Linked DNA regions of Homo sapiens: all the other regions are linked to region 3. Evidence: chromatin contacts called from ENCODE Hi-C or POLR2A ChIA-PET data. All regions are on one chromosome and are shown on one strand. The core of a region is the stretch at or near the end of the contact, and the rest is flanking DNA. Distances in the headings are between cores, read along the strand shown. Region 1 has its middle 35 kb from the start of MOB2. Region 2 has its middle 8.2 kb from the start of KRTAP5-6. Region 3 holds the start of KRTAP5-3 (keratin associated protein 5-3).

Region 1 (3,624 bases), core at 412-2,911, 87 kb after region 3:
AGTTAACAAAGCAGAAAGTCAGTCTCCCACAGATATAGTCATCGAGGCCAGAGTTGGATTCTTTGAAAACAGGAATATAGTGGAAAATCTGGCAAGAGTGATCAAGACAGGGAAAAAGAGATGGCACAGATAGCCAGTCTTTTTCATAAGTCATGCTGGCCAACCAGATAGCCATATTTAAAAAAACCTTGGCCTGTACCTCACACCCTACAAAGAATAATTGAGCCCAGTAGAATGTAGGTCTAAGTGTAGAAGGTTCTGGAACTGCTGTCCAGCACGGCCTCCAGCCATGTAGCTTGGCAGCGCTAGAGATGTGCTGAGTGTAAAATACGCTAGACTGAAAAAAATACAGTGGCACCTTGTATTTTCTGTATTGATTGTAAGTCGAAAATATTTTACATCTGTTGGGTTAAATAAAATTAATCTTGGCTGTTTCTTTTACTTTTCAATGGGGCCATTAGAACATTTAAAATTATATCCATGGCTCAGATTATGGCTTGTGTTATATTTCTCTTGAACAGCACTGTTATAGAAGATGCTATTCTTGACCCATGGGTTAAGAAAAGTTTTTTTAAACAGGACTAAAAAGTACTCATCATAAAGGAAAAGATAGATAATTTGGTTTACATTAAAATTAAGCAGCTCTGTTTATCAAAGATATTCCTCAAAAACTGAAAAGGCTGGCCGGGGACCGTGGCTCACACCTATAATCCCTGCACTTTGAGGGGCCGAGGCTGGAGGACTGCTTGAGCCCAGGAGTTCAGGACCAGGCTGGGCAACATAGTGAGACCTCATAAATAAATAAATAAATAAAAATAAATTAACTGGACGTGGTGGCATCCGCTACTCAGGGGGACTGAGGTGGGAGGATCCCTTGAGCCCAGGAGGTCGGGGCTGCGGTGAGCCATGATCTCACCACTGTACTCCAGCCTGGGCCACAGAGCAGGACTCTGTTTCAAAAAAAAAAGAAAGCAACTTTTGCAGGGGGAATTTACCATACCTAGAACTTACCGGAGCTCAGATCCAGACTTCCCCACGGGCTCCAACAAAGAACAAGAAACAGCTCGTCCCGTAGAAGATGGGCAGAGGCTTGAACAGATGCCTCATGAAGAAGGACGTGCAAACGGCCCCGAGCCCTGGGAAAGAGCCCTTGACCACGTCTCCCCTGGGGTGAGCCCGGGAAAACCCCAAGCCTTAGACGCACTGCACGTGACAGCGGGTGTCTAGTGAGCACCGCGCCACTAGAGCGGGTGTCAGGGCGCCTTGCTAACCCTTTCCACCTGGTGTGCTCGCTGCTGTGTGGAACTCCCATCTTGTGCTTTTCATCTTCCCATGCTTTGTTTGAATTTCTTCTTTTTATTTTTTAATTATCCTTCTTTCAAATTGCCTTGGAAGTTAGGTACTTTATTTTATTTGATTTTTTGTAGAAGCAGGGTCTCACTGTGTTGTCCAGGATGGTCTCAGACTCCTGGCCTCAAGCCATCCACCCACCTTCACCTTCCAAAGTGCTGGGATTACACTGTGAGCCACCGTGCACACCCTCCTTTAGTGGTTTTCTTACAGCACACGCTAAACCTCCAGGGTCTGATGTTGATTAACAGCTTTATCCGCCTCCCCGAAGTACCCAAGATACTAGACCGCTTCTGGGTACTTCCCCTCTTGAGTTGTGAGCACTTGCTGTGTTTTAAATTCTGTACACTTCGGACCCCCACATGCTACTGCTGTGTTTTAAATTCTGTACACTTCGGACCCCCACATGCTACTTGTACGCTGGTATTTATTTAGGTTGGCTGGTTTTGTGCTCCATCTCTTTGGCTGTACCCTCTCCTTCCTCCTTTGTCCTTCTGGGTTTGTCCTTTTGCGTCTGTGACCAGTTTTCCTCTGCTTGTGCTGCAGCCTTGAGCTTTCTTGGATTTTCTTTCAGGTGACTCTGCTGGGGGCGCCCTCTCAGTCTCTGTCTGAAAATGCCTTCAGTTGTCCTTCATTCTTGGCAGAGCTTTTCGCTGTGTGTCGTGTTCTTGGTTGGCTTGCTTTCAGCCCTCTTTCGACGTGAGGCCGCCGACCTCCGGCTTCCGGCGTTGCTGTGGAGAAGCGGCTGTCAGATGCACTGCTGCTCCCTCGAGGGTATCTGCCACCTCCTGGCCCCAGCTGCTTCTGACGTTTATATTTTTAAATTTTTACATAATTTCAAAGTTAGAAGTTGCCAAAGTAGTGTGAATAATTCCTGCATACCTTCTCCCAGATTGGCCAGTGTCAGCGTTTCTGCCACATCTGCCTTGCCGTTTTCTCTCTCTCAGTACCTGCACGTGGGTCTTTTCTCAGCAGTTTGAGAGTGACTTGCATCTTTACCCCAGCATAGGATAGAATGCACTTCTGCAGGGAGACACCTCGGTGCACCCACACAGAAAGAGATGGTGAAGGGGCCAGACTGCCCGCCCTGTTCAGGATAAACTTTGAAACAGGCTCAGAAGTTACTTCATGTGAGATGTGGGGGAGACACGGAGGCATGGTGTGAGCGAGTGATAGCAGATCAGGCTTGCTGCATACTGGGAGGGGGACTTCAGTGGAAACTGCCAGCACAGAGCAGGACCGTGAGGATGGAGGGAGCCCGGGGGTGGCCAGCCCGATGGCCAGCGTCTCAGTGGCATCTCCCTGGGCTGCAGCCTGAGAGGGGCAGGGCAGCAAGCACGGCTGCTCTCTGGAAGCCCCACTCTCAGTATTGACGTGCAAGTTCACAGTCTAGTTCCTGACGCCGTGGAGACCAAGCCCTTCCCTGGGGACTGGAGGAGAGATGAGCAAAGGGAACAGAACACGACCCTGAGAAACTGGGGATCTGACCCCGGGCCCGCAGAGTGAGCTGCAGAAACAGTGGGCAGTCCCCACATGGCCTTGTTACAGCCTAGATTTCTTACCGAAATAGTTTTTTTGTTTTGGTTTTTATTTTTTGTTTAGAGACCAGGCTGGAGTGCGGTGGTGCAATCACAGCTCACTGCTGCCTTGACCTCCTGGGTTTAACAGATCCTCCTGCCTCAGCCTCCTGAGTAGCTGGGACCACAGGTGCGCACCACCGTGCCCCACGAATTTTGAAAAAAATTTTTTTATAGAGGCAGAGTCTTGCCGTCTTGCCTAGGCTGGTCATAAACTGAAAGACTTAAAGCAGTCTCCATTAATGAAAATTAGCAAGACTCTGTTTTTCATTTCTCCACTGATTCAATAGTATTTAGTTTTACGTTGTTTAAAAGGAACATTCAATCTCCTTTGCAGTCATAGTTCTTGATTTCATATTACTGAATGGTTGCATTAAAATCCCTTTTGACTAATTATGAGGTTGGGAATTCTAAAGTCTGTTGAGCAGACAGCTTGTGTCAAGTGAGGCAGCTGGTGATTTCTGGACACTCTTGATTCCATCTGAGCTTCCTTTTCCAGCACAGCCTTATCCTGAACACCTGATTTTGGGGTAACTTCTTATAAAGCCCACTGTGTGTTATTGTGGACACGGTCTCCTGGTGTCCCCCCTTGTGATGACAACTAGAATGCCTCCGGGTTTCCAGCACTCGCCGTCCTCACTGGTGTAAAGCTTACCGCTCTGTTCCGTGTCCTGCATCTCTGGTCAGCACCGCAGTC
Region 2 (3,189 bases), core at 118-2,617, 97 kb before region 3:
GTGTGTCACCTCGAGGAGAACATGGCAGTGCCCAGACAAGGGTGCCCGCAACCCCGAAGCCCCAGAGGGGGTGTTAGTGCTCTAATCAGCTCTTATAGTTCCACCATCCACATCCCAATGGAGGGCAATGTGTTAGCAGCTCGGTCGGCCCCTGGCCTCATCGCGTGGGGCAGCTGCCCTCTGCTGGCGAGGGCAAAGGGCCCGGGTGACATCCTTTCTAGGTACCTGCACTCTGTGGGTCCTGAGCTCTTGTCCAGCGTCCAAGAAGAATGAGGTCATGCTGGTGATTGAAGGATGGTGAAAGTGGAGACTTTTACTGAGCAATGAAAACAGCTCTCAGCAGAGAGGGGAACTGGAAAGGGGACAGGGAGGGCAGGTCGTCTTCCCCAAAGTCAGGAGATCTCTTCCTTGAAGTCAGGCCTTCTCTCTCTCTCTACCAACTGAGTCTGGAGTCTTTATAGGCCCAGGACGGGGGCAGGCCAGGCCATAGGTAGTATTGGAAAAGGCAGTATTTGATTGGTTAAAAAGGCATTATTCAAAATGAACCAATCCGGAGCGAGCAGGCAAACAAGAATAGAAGTTTTCACTCTGGGCTGCAGGTTTCAGGATGTTTTGGCTTGAAGGTGAGGTTTCACTGGGGACCCACCCCCATCTGCCTGGGATTTGTCTGCCTCCTGCCTCTATTATATCCATGGGAGGAATTTAGTTTATAGTTTAACTTGTAAGCAAGGATGATAACGGTCCCGCCCTAAAACAAATCCCCTCCTTTTTGGGGAGCTGAAACTGCCTTTATAGGACTAATGAAAGACCACAAGATTAGAATTACAGGAGGGCATGAGTTCTGCTAAAATATAGGCATAGTTTCTATAATCCCCCTCTGCTTAGGAGTCATTTGTCCAGAGATCACAAGATTTGTGGCTTCCCCAGTTGCTCCTATAGATAATATCACTGTGGTAGAATTAAGATTGGTCTTTTGAGGTGGTTTTCCAACTGACCCCATGCAGACTCGTGACTCACGACTTGTTTAACCGTTCACCCGTTGAAGGATGTCTGGGTTGCTTTCACTTTGGGGTTGTTATCCACCCAGAGGCAGATTCAGGGCACAAGGACCATTTTCCACACCCCTGTGATTGCCCCCGCAACCAATGAGGAGCACCCATTCCCCAGCCCCCCACCCACCACACTGTCCTGGAAAAACCCTAACCTTCAAGCCTTCAGGGAGACGGGTTTGAGTGATCATTCCAGTTCTTCCACCTGGCAGGCCTTGCGTTAATTAAACATTTCATTTACTGCAATACCATGTTCTCAGAGTGAACTGGTTTTGTCTGTGCAGCGGGCGGGAAGAGCCTGTCGGGCAATTACAGAAACTGGAGGAGAGATAGTCTTGCATTCCTGGCTGTACAGCCTGGAGTGGAGCTTCTGTCTCACTGGGCTGGGAGAGGGCACACGCATTGGCTCAGATACCACAGACTCACACAGTTCTCACTAAGCTTTAGTCGATTTTCTTGAATAAATGTTTCTCTATTTGAAATGGCTACAGGGCCATTTGCAGATGCTTTAAATGGTTGTTGGGGGTGGGGTTTCGTTTGTTTTTGTTTTTAAAGTCTTCACCAGTTTCACATGGAAGTGGATCTCTGGAGTTCCCCCTCATTGTCACGCTGCAGTGGGACTGCCCTGTGACTTTATTATTTCATAGCATTTGAACATAAGATAATCACAAGCTTTCAAAGGACTAAATGTTCGATGAAGAAAATGGCACAGAAAAAAAAAATGTCCCTTCTAAATAAGGACTCACTTGGTCCTCCACCAGCAACCAGGAGCACTGCCAAGTGTGTCTCTCTCCTTATGACGTGACCTTTTATCTTTAAAGGACACTGAATTTCACTCACATTATTATTTCTTACACAGTGTGTTTTTATTATTCAAGGTCACTAAGACTTTCTCCTGTTTTATTCCAAATGTTTTATTGTTTTATATTCAACATTTAGGTCTATGATGGGCATAGAGTTAATTTTATATAAAGTATGAGGTTGAGGTTGAGGTTTTGTTTTCGTTTTGTCTACGGCGGTTCAATTGTTCCAATGCCATTTTTTGGAAACGGTTCTCCTTTCGCGCGCTGGTATGAATGCGTTCCCCAAAATTCATGCGCTGTAACTTAACCCCTGTTATGGTGTTACTAAGAGGTGGGGTCTCTTGAGAAGTGATCAAGTCAGGGCTTTGCTCTCAGGCATAGATTAGTGCCTCATTAAAGGGCTGGGGGGGATGAGCTTGGGTCCTTTTTGCCCCTTATGTTTTCCACCAAAAGGACACAGCAAAGAGCCTCCACCAGATGCAGAATACTGGCACCTTGATCTGGGGACGTCTAGCCTCCAAAACTGTGAGAAATGTACTTCTATTGTTTGTAAAATACCCAGTCACAGGTATTTTGTGATTGCAGCAGACACTTCTCCATTTAGTTGTCTTGCCCCTTTGTCATAAATTAGCGCAGTCTTGTGTGTGCGAGTGACATCTCAACTCCGTGCTTTTCCCTTGATCTGTGTGTCTACCCCTCTGCCCATACCACACTGTCTACATTGCTGTCGCTTTATGGAATGTCTCAAAGTCAGCTAATGTCATTCTTCCAACTATATTTCTTGTTTCAAAATTGTTTTGGCTATTCTATTTTCTTTTCTTTTTTAAATGTTTTCTTATTACACTTTAAGTTCTAGGGTACATGTGCACAACGTGCAGGTTTGTTACATATGTATACATGTGCCATGTTGGTGTGCTGTACCCGTTAACTCGTCATTTACATTAGGTATATCTCCTAATGCTCTCCCTCCCCCCTCCCCCCACCCCACGACAGGCCCCAGTGTGTGATGTTCCCCTTCCTGTGTCCAAGTGTTCTCATTGTTCAGTTCCCACCTATGAGTGAGAACATGTGGTGTTTGGTTTTCTGTCCTTGCGATAGTTTGCTGAGAATGATGGTTTTCAGTTTCATCCATGTCCCTACAAAGGACATGAACTCATCATTTTTTATAGCTGCATAGTATTCCATGGTGTATATGTGCCACATTTTCTTAATCCAGTCTATCATTGATGGATATTTGGGTTGGCTCCAAGTCTTTGCTATTGTGAATAGTGCTGCAATAAACATACGTGTGCATGTGTCTTTATAGCAGCATGATTTATAATCCTTTGGGTATATAC
Region 3 (3,291 bases), core at 379-2,878:
GGGAAGGCGGCGAAAGGGAAACTTCTGGGGGTGAAGCAGTTGGTCATGGTTGGAGTGATGGGCACACGAGTACATGTTTAGCGGAACTCATGGAATTGTACACTCAAAATATGTGCAGAGCCCAGGAGACCAAGGCTGCAGTGAGCTAGGATCACACCACTGCCCTCCAGCCCGGGCGACAGAATGCGACCCCGTCTCAAAAAAAAAAAAAAAAAAATGCAGCCCAAGCCTGGTGGCTCATGCCTGTAATCCCAACACTTTGGGAGGCCAAGGCAGGTGGATCACCTGAGGTCAGGGGTTCGAGACCAGCCTGGCGAACATAGTGAAACCCCGTCTCTACTAAAAATACAAAATTAGCTGGGTGTGGTGGTGGGTGCCTGTAATCCCAGCTACTTGGGAGGCTGAGGCAGGAGAATTGCTTGAACTCGGGAGGCAGAGGTTGTAGTGAGCTGAAATTGCATCACTGCACTCCAGCCTGGGTGACAGAGGGAGACTCAGAAAAAAAATTTTTTTTCACTGCATGTAAATTTTACCTTAATAAAAAATTAAAATTTGGCTGGGTGCAGTGGCTCACACCTGTAATCCCAGCACTTTGGGAGACTGAGGCGGGTGGTTCACCTGAGGTCAGGAGTTCGAAACCAGCCTGCCCAACATGGTGAAACTCTGTCTTCACTAAAAATACAAAAAAATTAGCCAGGCCTGGTGGTGGGCGCCTGTAATTCCAGCTACTGGGGAGGCTGAGGCAGGAAAATTGCTTGAACCCAGGAGGCAGAGATTGCAGTGAGCCGAGATTGCGTCACTGCACTTTAGCCCTGGTGACAAGAGCGATACTCCTTCTCAAAAAAAAAATATTAAAATTAATCTTTTAGAAAATAAAAGTGTGTTAGAGAGGTTGGCTAATCAAAATTTTTGTAGCCTTCAAGAAGAATAAACTTGAAGAATATCCATTGATTTGTAGAATTTTTACAAAGAATTAATAGAGGAAAACTCAAAAGCATTAGAAAGGGTCCTGTTCCTCTGTTCCCTCTGTGAGCCCAGCTTGCCTGAAGGGAACGTGGGTCTAATCCGTGTCTGGAGGAGTGAGCCAAACCGCAGGAGGAAGAGGTAAGAAAGACAAAGGAGAACCAGGGCCACACTCAAATCCATGCTCTTCAAAACTTTGTTTTACAGATTTGACAAAATATTTATACTTGAAGTTTTTAAGCGGTGGAACCTATAGACAGCCTTTCTTTCAGCTTATTTTTTTAATTTTTATTTTATTTTATTTTTTACCAAATGACCATCCTTGATATAAACACCAATGCCAGGGGGTGGAGGGTCTGCATCGCTGAGGAGAGCCCTGAGCACCAAGGACAATGGTCCACCCTTCGGCCAAGCAACCACCGCCTCCCAGGCTCCTGGGACACCCACTGGAGAGGGAGCCCAGTGTCTTCTAACAAAGGGAAACACCTATGAGGAAGAGGCCAAATTTAGAAACCAAGGAAAGGACAGCTTGGCTTGAGCTGATGGTGGCTCATGGGATTGTGGAGAGATTAAAAATAACACTTGTGCATGTGAAATAGCAGAAACAACAACAGAAGTATTCACGTGTTCAGTATAAACACCTGGGCAGGAATATAAAGAGCCCGGGCTCAGAGAACTCCACACCTGCACACCTCCCTCTCACCTGCTCCTCTACCTGCTCCACCCTCAACCCACCAGAACCATGGGCTGCTCTGGCTGCTCTGGAGGCTGTGGCTCCAGCTGTGGGGGCTGTGGCTCCAGCTGTGGGGGCTGTGGCTCCGGCTATGGGGGCTGTGGCTCCGGCTGCTGTGTACCTGTCTGCTGCTGCAAGCCCGTGTGCTGCTGTGTGCCAGCCTGTTCCTGCTCCAGCTGTGGCTCCTGTGGGGGCTCCAAGGGGGTCTGTGGCTCTTGTGGGGGCTGCAAGGGGGGCTGTGGCTCCTGTGGAGGCTCCAAGGGGGGCTGTGGCTCCAGCTGCTGTGTGCCCGTCTGCTGCTCCTCCAGCTGTGGCTCCTGTGGGGGTTCCAAGGGGGTCTGTGGATTTCGTGGGGGCTCCAAGGGGGGCTGCGGTTCTTGTGGCTGCTCCCAGTGCAGCTGCTATAAGCCCTGCTGCTGCTCCTCAGGCTGTGGGTCATCCTGCTGCCAGTCCAGCTGCTGCAAGCCCAGCTGCTCCCAGTCCAGCTGCTGTAAGCCCTGCTGTTCCCAGTCCAGCTGCTGTAAGCCCTGCTGCTGCTCCTCAGGCTGTGGGTCATCCTGCTGCCAGTCCAGCTGCTGCAAACCCTGCTGTTCCCAGTCCAGCTGCTGTAAGCCCTGCTGCTGCTCCTCAGGCTGTGGGTCATCCTGCTGCCAGTCCAGCTGCTGCAAGCCCTGCTCCTCCCAGTCCAGCTGCTGTGTCCCAATTTGCTGCCAGTGCAAGATCTGAGGCTCTGCCCACAAACCTCAGTGGGTCCTACAGATCCGGGCTCTCCAGGAATGATTGCAGCTGTGTCCTGAATTCCTGAAGCACGTCTCTGAATCTGTCCTCCTCTGGACTAAGGCAGCCTAGCGTCCAGGGCTCAGTACTCAGCCGCTCAGCCTCTGAGGTCATGAGGGCTTCTGGCATGCTGGGTCCTGCCCATCAACCCTCCCGGAATCCCGTCTTCCTTTCCTGACCCCACCACTTCAACCTTCTCAGGGCTTCAAGATCCCACATCCCTGGGCCCCTCCTGTGAGCCTGCTGGAAACACGCTGACACTGGAATCCTCCGACCTGCTGCCGCCTCTCCCCGGTCCCCGCAACCTCCTGGCTCCTCCCCGCTTCGTCTTCATCCTGCCTGAGCTGCCACCGCTCCGATTGCTTTTGGAGTTGACCTAGAGGACTCGGAATTATTGGAGACCCCAGGATCCTCTCCTGAGGAGGAGGGGCGCCCAGTCTCCTCTTCTACCTCCGACCTGGCCCTGTTTCTTTCCCCAGGGCTTCGCCTTGTAAGTGCCTAGGCTAGATCTTCTAAATAAATACGATCTGCACCTCCCACGAGTTTGCATTGTGATTCTTTTGTTTCAACTTCTGTGTGATTAGAGAAATGTACACTTTCCACAGAGTTGCACTCCCAGGCATTTGGGAACCCCCCGTACCCTGCTGTGTGAGTTTGCTAGGGCTGCTCCACAAACCGTGTGGCTTAAGCAACAGGAGTGGATTGTCTCACAGTCTGGAGTCCGGAATCCGCCATCGAGGTGCCTCAGGGCCGGGTCCTCCTGAGGCCTCCCTCCGTGGCTTACTGATGCCGCCATCCCTATATCCTCACGTACTCAT

The links. Hi-C counts contacts between places; a loop is a spot of excess contacts on that map. ChIA-PET counts read pairs that join two places held with the same protein, here RNA polymerase II (POLR2A). Pooled maps may share reads with other maps.
Region 1: a map with no recorded cell type shows a loop between it and region 3 (6-fold over the local background). The contact joins the enhancer-like site here to the promoter of KRTAP5-3 in region 3. A Hi-C loop is called at or near these places in 1 of 37 single-sample maps with no recorded cell type and 2 of 50 pooled maps. POLR2A ChIA-PET finds 5 or more read pairs at or near these places in 5 of 52 experiments (Panc1, WTC11, activated CD4-positive, alpha-beta T cell and 2 more).
Region 2: a loop to region 3 is called in a pooled map, with 2.1 times the contacts of the local background. The contact joins the enhancer-like site here to the promoter of KRTAP5-3 in region 3. A Hi-C loop is called at or near these places in 1 of 50 pooled maps.

Annotation. Positions count from the first base shown.
Region 1 is chr11:1,519,553-1,523,176 of GRCh38, reverse strand. No RefSeq gene overlaps it. Among named protein-coding and RNA genes, the nearest start is that of MOB2, 35 kb to the right of the region's middle. RefSeq lists enhancers at 969-1,218, 2,156-2,656, 2,657-3,157. Within about 2 kb of position 1,661, at least 4 of the 41 ENCODE cell types and tissues checked have a DNase peak (open chromatin) inside an H3K27ac peak, as active enhancers do.
Region 2 is chr11:1,703,774-1,706,962 of GRCh38, reverse strand. No RefSeq gene overlaps it. Among named protein-coding and RNA genes, the nearest start is that of KRTAP5-6, 8.2 kb to the right of the region's middle. Within about 2 kb of position 1,367, at least 2 of the 41 ENCODE cell types and tissues checked have a DNase peak (open chromatin) inside an H3K27ac peak, as active enhancers do.
Region 3 is chr11:1,606,800-1,610,090 of GRCh38, reverse strand. KRTAP5-3 (keratin associated protein 5-3) reads left to right here and starts at 1,628. Exons shown (of 1, transcript NM_001012708.2): 1 at 1,628-2,526. The coding sequence starts at 1,706. The coding sequence ends at 2,422.